Regions from separate parts of the Mus musculus genome. Here region 2 is linked to region 1. A link is a loop called in an ENCODE intact Hi-C map of the cell type or tissue named here. Cell type or tissue: left cerebral cortex. All regions are shown on one strand.

The links. Peaks named below come from ENCODE experiments on the same cell type or tissue, not always from the same donor. Only the 100,000 strongest peaks of a DNase experiment are listed, where the experiment ranks them.
Region 2: a loop joins it to region 1, with 9 times the contacts of the local background. A loop is called at or near these places in 2 of 42 quality-filtered maps.

What each region holds. Positions count from the first base shown.
Region 1 is chr9:88,226,519-88,230,518 of GRCm38, reverse strand. No RefSeq gene overlaps it. Among named protein-coding and RNA genes, the nearest start is that of Gm28231, 31 kb to the left of the region's middle. In left cerebral cortex, a CTCF peak has its summit at 1,793; no DNase peak of the experiment used is centred here.
Region 2 is chr9:87,253,853-87,257,852 of GRCm38, reverse strand. It overlaps Cep162 (centrosomal protein 162), which reads left to right and starts at 2,321. Exons shown (of 27, transcript NM_199316.2): 1 at 2,321-2,590; 2 at 3,805-3,921. The coding sequence starts at 3,865. In left cerebral cortex, a CTCF peak has its summit at 2,040 (motif pointing right); DNase peaks (open chromatin) are centred at 2,311 and 2,459; H3K4me3 peaks cover 1,425 bases; H3K27ac peaks cover 1,232 bases.

The DNA of each region.
Region 1 (4,000 bases):
TGCACAGATATACATGCAGGCAAAACACTAATGAACATTTTATATATATATATATACACACACACACACATACACACATATATGTGTGTGTATGTGTGTGTGTGTGTGTCTGTCTGTCTGTCTGTCTCTGTGTTTAAAGAAAGTTCTCATACCTGACTCTACCTCATGGTAGCACTGTCAACAAAGGAGGCAGGAAAGAGGAAACGAAGCTTACAATTCTTAGTCCTCTTGTTACAACCTGGTGCCATCTCAGGAACTTGAGGAAATCACATGGCTCATTAGAAGTGGAACTGGGTTACAAAGCACACCTGTTGTTCTTCTGGAGAACTGAACATGCTGTTCCCTCAGCAGGGATAGACTGGAGGAGGCAGATAAAACAGACCTGAAGCTGCCTGAGGCAAAGGCTGTGCACCAAGCCACAAGTGTTCCCATCCTGTGTTCAGATGTGAGCTGCTTGGAACAAGTCCAATGTCTGATCCTTAGAATTCACAGCAATCCTCCTGCTTCAGTCTCTGGCGTATTGGAAGAACAGAAGTGTATCATCACTCTGGAGTAGGTTCCTGTCCTTCGTTTTTGCAGCTTGATATCGCAACTGGGCATGCTCTGGGGCTCCTCTGTCCAGTCCAGGGCATAGGATGAAACATTAGGGGCCACTGTGGTACCTCTGTTTAAGGCATGTGGGAAGATCTAAATTTACTTTTATAATATATATATATATATATATATATATATATATATGTATATATATATATTTTTTACATCCTTTCTAAAGTGAAAAAATGTAGATGTGTGAACATATTATGTAGGAGTTAAGTTGAGTTGTCCCTTTAAGTCTTTTTCCCATTTTATATTGGGGTCAAAACTCTCCAGAGTATGACCTTACATGGAGATTGGGTCTTTCATGAGGTACCACAGTTAAAATAAGATCATTAGGGTGGCCCTGACTCAGTTTGACTCTTATACTTATGCAAGGGTGATTTGGACAGAGACAGATACACATAGGGAGATGATAATATTAAGAGATACAGAGGGAAGATGGCTATCCACAAGCCAAGGTCAGGAGCCTGGGGCAAACTGTTCCCTTAGGGTCTTTAAAGGAGCCAACCTTACTAATATCTCCATCTGTGTTTTGTAGCCTCAAAATCTGTGAGATAATAAGCTTTGGTTGCTGAGCCAGCCAATCTGTTGCATTCCATGTATGTAGCCCCAGTAAACCATTTCAATAGTATAGTATTGAAATATGTATAGGCATTCATATAGTATAGTCATTGTTGCTGTCATTGTGTATTTACTCAGATTACCTAAGGCCAGTTGCTACAGACCAGTTCCACAAGGCACATATGGGAACTGGTTTCATTATTTGTAATCATAATCTGTATAAAGAGATGGTGGATCAGGTTCATGAAACCCACTTGCTCTTTACACACTCAACTGTGTTATCAAAGAACTGTAGCATTTTTACCACTCTGCTTTTATGAAGGCTTGAGAGAATGAAAACATTTAAATGTTATTGATTTATTATTTTTTATTTTTATGGTTTTTTAAAATTTTTTTATTTTTTATTTTTTTGCTTTTCGAGACAGGGTTTCTCTGTGTAGCCCTAGCTGTCCTGGAACTCACTCTGTAGACCAGGCTGGCTTCGAACTCAAATCTGCCTGCCTCTGCCTCCTGAGTGCTGAGATTAAAGGCATGTGCCACCACGCCTGGCTTGATTTATTTTTATCATGTATGTGTGAGTGTATGGAAGTCAGAGGACACCTTGCTGGCATTTGTTTTCTCTTTCAACCACTAGGGGACAAACTTGGTTGTTACATTTGGAGGCAGGCACCATCCACTGGCTGAGACATCTTGCTGGCCCAATTGTTGAGGACATTCATTCAGTGACTAAAAGTCATGAGTTGGCTGATTTTCCAACGATGCTTTCCAGAATGTGGGTGTTGCATCTTCCTCAAACTGCCATTTCTTCTTCCAGGTTTAGTTTGCATTTGCAAGTCAATTCTGGCCCTCCTCAAACTGGAAAGGGCAGTCTAGATGTTTTCAATGAAGAGTTTCTTGTAAAGTACTGGGAAAGGGGACAGATGTGGTGTTTGCAAAATCACTGTTGCCATCCTATGATTAAGCGCTTTGCCTGGCCACAGCTAGTTTTTAAGTTGATATTAATGTCGAAACTGACTATTGCTATTTATGGAAACAGTAGAGGAGGAGAAATGTCAGGAAACAGTGGGCATCCTTAAAGAAAGGAAGGAATTTTCTAGTTATAATGTTAAGTGATCCAACAGCTACAGCAAAATCAGATCCAAGACAAACCCTGGTCTCTGGCAAGGCGAGCTTCATTAGAGTGGAGATGTTTGGCTCTGAGATGGGCACTAGATCCAGGAGCTGCAGTTTTAGGTGTTGTGATGTCTGCTTTTACTTTAAAGATCTGTCAACGTAGGGCCAGATGAACAGCTCCAGTTACTTAAGACTCTGAAAACACTGTTTTCTACTGGCATTAATTAAAAAAAAATCTCAGCTCAGATTCTCAAGCTAAATTCAAATGTGAGAAATCTATAAATCATAAGGCCAGGACCTGGAACACAGGGGACATTGCTCATAGCCTAGGTTGGAAGCTTACAGCCAATGTCAGGATTGTGACCACAAGACAGGCATTAAGACCAGGAAACCAAACTGGGTTGGGCCGTCCTGCTGGAGGTGTAGCCAGTTCTGCAAGCCAGGCATGACCCAGCCCAGGGAGCCAGAGCAGCCTGCAGATGGAGCTGCAGAGACACTGGGGCCATTGATCTTGAGGACATGTCCTTCGTCTGCTGTCCCAGGAGCCTGCTGGGATATGAATGGGTGAAGGCAGCCCAAAGAAGTCCTCTGGGCTGTCCCTGTTCCAGAGGACCAGTACCAAGAAATAGGCCATTTAACTTAGCATGCCCTTCTCTGAGGTGTACCAAAGCCAGGACTTTTCTAGGTTGCCAGCTCTTTCATTGGAACCTATATGGATTATAGGGTGTTGGGATTAAGTTAATGTGATGTATCTGTTTCCTTGAAATTAAAGCATTACCTCATGGAAGGAAGCTGACTCAGGAAGTAAATGCAATTTAAAAGTCCCAGGAAGCTCCTGAAAACTACAAGATCTACAAGCCTCACATCCCAACAGGGACAACTGCCAGATGGAGGAGACTGTGGCTCAGCAGAGCTGCCTGAAAGTTGGGCAGAGAGCTCCAAGACAAGTTTCCTGAGCCATGACCTGTGTTGGGACAGGTTACTCAGTGATACAGTCGCCCTGGAGTCAGAGCGCTCCTGTAAGGAAGGCCAACCAACTGGGGCACATAGGTGTTGTTTGTTCACGACTCTAAAAAGTCACACAATAGCTAGGTAAAGGAAAAGCTCATTTAACCACCTTGAAACAGCCACTAGTAATGGGAGAGCTGGCCAGGTGCCTTTTATTCAGCAAGTAGGCATTAAGCATCTTCTGTCGGCCAATGATGGAAACGCAGAGCGAGCATGGAGATGAAAGAGTGAAAGGCTCAGCAGGTAAGAGAACTGACCTCTTCCAGAGGACCTGGATATAACTCTCAGCACCGGAGTTATAGCTCAGACTGTCTGTAACTCCAAGATCTGGCTCCTTCACACAGACATCCATGCAGGCAAAACACCAATGCTCGTCAAATAAAAATATAAATTACTTAAAAAGGAAAAAAAAAAAAGGAAGGCGAAAAACCTCAAGGTCAGCCCTCCCATGGCTCACAGGTTGCAGACAGCTAGAAGATCCACAGGTATGGGCACAGGAGCCAGAGATGGCGCTAGAAGATCCACAGGTATGGGCACAGGAGCCAGAGATGGCGCTAGAAGATCCACAGGTATGGACACGGGAGCCAGAGATGGCGCCTAATTGTGTAGCCCAGGATGGCAGGTTCACCAGAGAGGCCAACAGCGGCTGTGGGAAGTCTTGCGCGGAGGCTGCCTGTGTATGAGGAGATTGGTTTGTACTTCGTTGGAAATTATTTGATGC
Region 2 (4,000 bases), 970 kb after region 1:
TGACCTCCATATACATGCACACTCAGGTGTTCTCACACACATGCATACACACAAGCAAAAACGCAAGGCTTCTATTACTTTAGAGATGGCTCTAGTGTGTGGTGGGCATAGTGCATGCACTGAAGAGGTAGAGGCATATGGATCTCTGAGTTGGAGGCCAGCTTGGTCTACAGAGAGATGTTTCTAGGGTATTATGTGAATATATATGAATTAGGTTATCATACATAGAACACTGTGGGGAGCCGCACTCACATTTGCCATTATAAGATGGCGCTGACAGCTGTGTTCTAAGTAGTAAATAATCTGCACATGTGCAGGGGCAGTTTTCCCGCCATGTGCTCTGCCTTTCTCGTGATGACAACTAGGCCGATGGGCTGCAGCCAATCAGGGAGTGACACGTCCTAGGTGGAGGATAATTCTCCTTAAAAGGGACGGGGTTCTGGCACTCCCTCTCTTCGTCTCTTCGTCTCTTTGTCTCTTTCTCTTCGTCTTTTCCTCTGCTCTCTTCCTCTGCTCTCTGCCTCTCTCTCTCTGCCCCTCTCTCTGCCTCTCTCTGCGTCTCTCTCTCTCTTCCTCTCTGCCTCTCTCTGCCGCGCTCTTCCTCTCTTGCTCCTGAGTAAGCAATAAAGCTTTGCCGCAGAAGATTCTGGCTTGTTGCGTCTTTCCTGGCCGGTCGCAAACGCGCGTAAGAGAACACTAGAGCTCAAAGGGAAATCTAGAACAAGCACAAATAGGGTTTTCATATTAACTAAGGTTATGTCATAGAAATTTGTTTTCTACAATCTTGCAACACCCTATGAGAAAATTAGCAACCCCCACCAAGAATTGTTTTAGTAGTCTGGTGCGGGTAAAGCTGAATTGGAAAATCTAACGAAAGATGGATAAGGTGAAAATAAACTAACAGTTTGGGAGACGAGGCCTAACTTTCTGTTTCCCAGAAATGAGACCCTAAGTCCAGGAACCTGTGGTCAGCAAACCAAGCCACAGGCAGCCAATCTGTGGACACCTTGTCATCTGGCCTGAAGTAAGAATAGGTATCTAGAATGGATAAGAGATCCCTCCCCACCCCAAACCTGGGAAGTCTCCAGAGCCCTAACCAATTGTAGAATCAGTCAAACTTCTAGAGATAGAGCTAACCAATCAAGGCAAAATGGCACAAATTCCTCCCTGGAATTCCCCTAACTGACAAATATAAAAGCTAGGCCTGCAAGCCCACTCACTACATGTGTCCATTCCTGAATGAGGAGACCCCTCCTTGCAGGAAATTCTGCTGAATAAACATTCTTTGCTTTTGCATACTACTTAGTTTAGGGTATCATTCTCCCAAGATCTTGGACCCTAACAAGTTGATGGTAAAAAATAACTATGGTGAGTGAGACTGAAATGAGACCTCAAGTGGAAAAAAATCCCCCAACTTTCTCAGCTTGTGTACATGACTAGCCACCATAGCTCTTCTTGCCGCACTCCTTTAACAGTTGTCTGGGCTACTTGTCTGCTTCACGGAACCCACGTCTATAGGGCATGGAATGTGCTCAATTCAGTATGTACTAAAAGAAAAGCCATAAGCTGAATTAAGTTGACTTGTAAATTGTAAAATTTAAATAATGTACATAATGCTCTCACCAAGCTTAAAATGGTAGCTTAAAACAGGTCTCTATTATTGCATTTTAATCGGATAGTTTCTGGCTTGTACACACTCAGATGTCAATATGCATTGTTGAGTGAAAAGTTCAGGCCAGAAAGGAGGTACAGAACTATGTATACCAGAGGCAAAGACCTTTACTGTTTGAAGATTTTACTTTCATTCCAAAATGTTGTCTTCTGATTTGGTGTGCCTGTGTATACGTATCCAGAGAGCGAAAGAAAGAGGAGAGAGAGAGCGGGTAAAAAAGTAAAATAAAATAAAAACTCAAGCAAACCACTGCAGAAGAGAGCTTTGAAAAGCAGGATACCAGAAAAACCAGAGCTGCTGAACTAGTGCAAGGCTCTCACTGAGAATCTTGGTATTGTGTATTTTCAAATGCTTGTCCACTGGGTGGCGGACATCTCTTCTAACACCGGAATTATTTCTAATGCATTTGTACTTTTCTCATAACACCCACACAAGGCTTATTACTTGAAGGAAATCAACCCTCTTACACCGTTTTTAAAACTTTCAACCTGGACAGTAGCCTTCAAATGAAAAGGGTGGGAAAGGCTGGAAAGAAGAGCAGCTCGCTGCGGAAGGACGAGCACAAAGGGACTAAACTACAACTCCCAGAAAGCCACGCGCTGGCTCTAGATGGTGCGCTTGCGCCTGGGTCTTCCCGGCCGGCTAGCTGAGCTCGGGATTTCCGGGAGTAAGAGAAAGCGGGATGTGCACACTGCTGCCGCGCCCACGTCCCTTACGGCCGCCACATCCTGCAGAGCCGTGAAGGTTCCAATCTTTATTTGAGAGTCACCAGAAGACTGACAGCTTGTCTGGCTGCTCCCTGGGTCACGTGGCAGGCAGGATCACGTGACACCCGGGAGCCCGCCTGTAGGGGTCTGTTGCCCTGACAACAGCCCGCTCGCCGGGACTTTCCGGGAGAGCGCGGGCTCCCAGGAGCAGGTAGGTGAGGCGTTGTGGCTGTCTGCGACCCTGTTGTTGTTTCCAGGTTGTACCTCAGGCAGGGTCTCCGAACTTTGTTTTGCGCATTACTCCGCTCCTCTGTCGGGACTCCAAGTCTTTGCTTCGAGCTAGCCCCCAAATCTGCGCTTCCTGCAGCCTGGACTGAGCTGAGGGCCCTTTCGTGGGGTTTGCCTCTGACTAACCTGTTTGTCCAACTCCTCATCCTGACCCTAAGACCTCTTAGTCGAAAATGCAAATAAAAGCACTAAGTATTCCACTGAAAGATGGTGGGCAAACCTGCTGCCGTCCCTTAGAAAAGAAAACTAGCGTTTGTTCGTGTTGCCCTAAAGAGTTAAATCCAAAGGTTTAGGACAGATCTGAAGATGGCCTCTCCTAGCTGAAGTCCAGCTTTGAGACAACTTGACTAGATCCCATTAAAGGTGCTCGCGGCATTGTTTCTTTTAGCCTGCCTTTGCTTCAAGAGAAACATAAATAGTAGTTAATGTGTGTCATTAACTTCCAAGGGTATTCTGTGCTCGTTGGGGATGTTTTAAGACAGGATTGCACTATATAGCTCAGACTAACCTGAAATTCAGGCTTGTAACTCAGGCTAACCTCCCAACTAAAGAGCTGTCTGTCTCCTAAGTGTAGAAATCTCTGGGATGCACCACTAAATTCTTTATTATATTCTGAGTCTTATAAATTCACTTAGTTTATGTCTGGAAAAAAATCCTGATTATAGAAAGTCTATTTTGCAAAACCCTTAATTTGAAAATACGTGAATCCGGAAGCACAACCTGTATACTGTGCTTTACAAGAAAAAATATTAGTCTTTCCACTCCTGCTCTTTTAATTTTTTTTTTTTTAATATTCTCTGTGAGGACCTGGATTCTGAGAGGTATTAGCAGAGACAAATACATATACAGTGGAAAAGATCCTGGAGCCCACCTCTTAGCGACTGGATGAAATGTAATGATCAACCTTGAGAAGACATACTTCATAAGCTACTTTCCCAAGTCAGTTAGCTTCAATGAATTAGACCTCCAATGGTGTCTCGTAATTGCAATATAACTGTCAAGTTACATCATATATATGTGTGTACATATATAAAACTGTCTTGAGAAGTTGAAGTTTAAAGTAGTGTTGTTTTAATGATGTTTAATGATTGTTTTCCTCCAGAGGTGTTTATTTTTCCATCTGTTTCTGTCATTTAGTGTTTCCAATGCTGTGAATAATTTTAAGATACTTGCTTTGTGACGTGAAAATTACTAACCATGGCTCACTATTTCAAAGTAGACCTTGATGAAGAATTTGAACGGTTTATGAAGGAGGTAAGCTCAAGCTGTATTTATTGTAATATTTATTGTAAATTCATCTTGTAAGATCCATCCTTGAGTGCTTTCTTCTGAA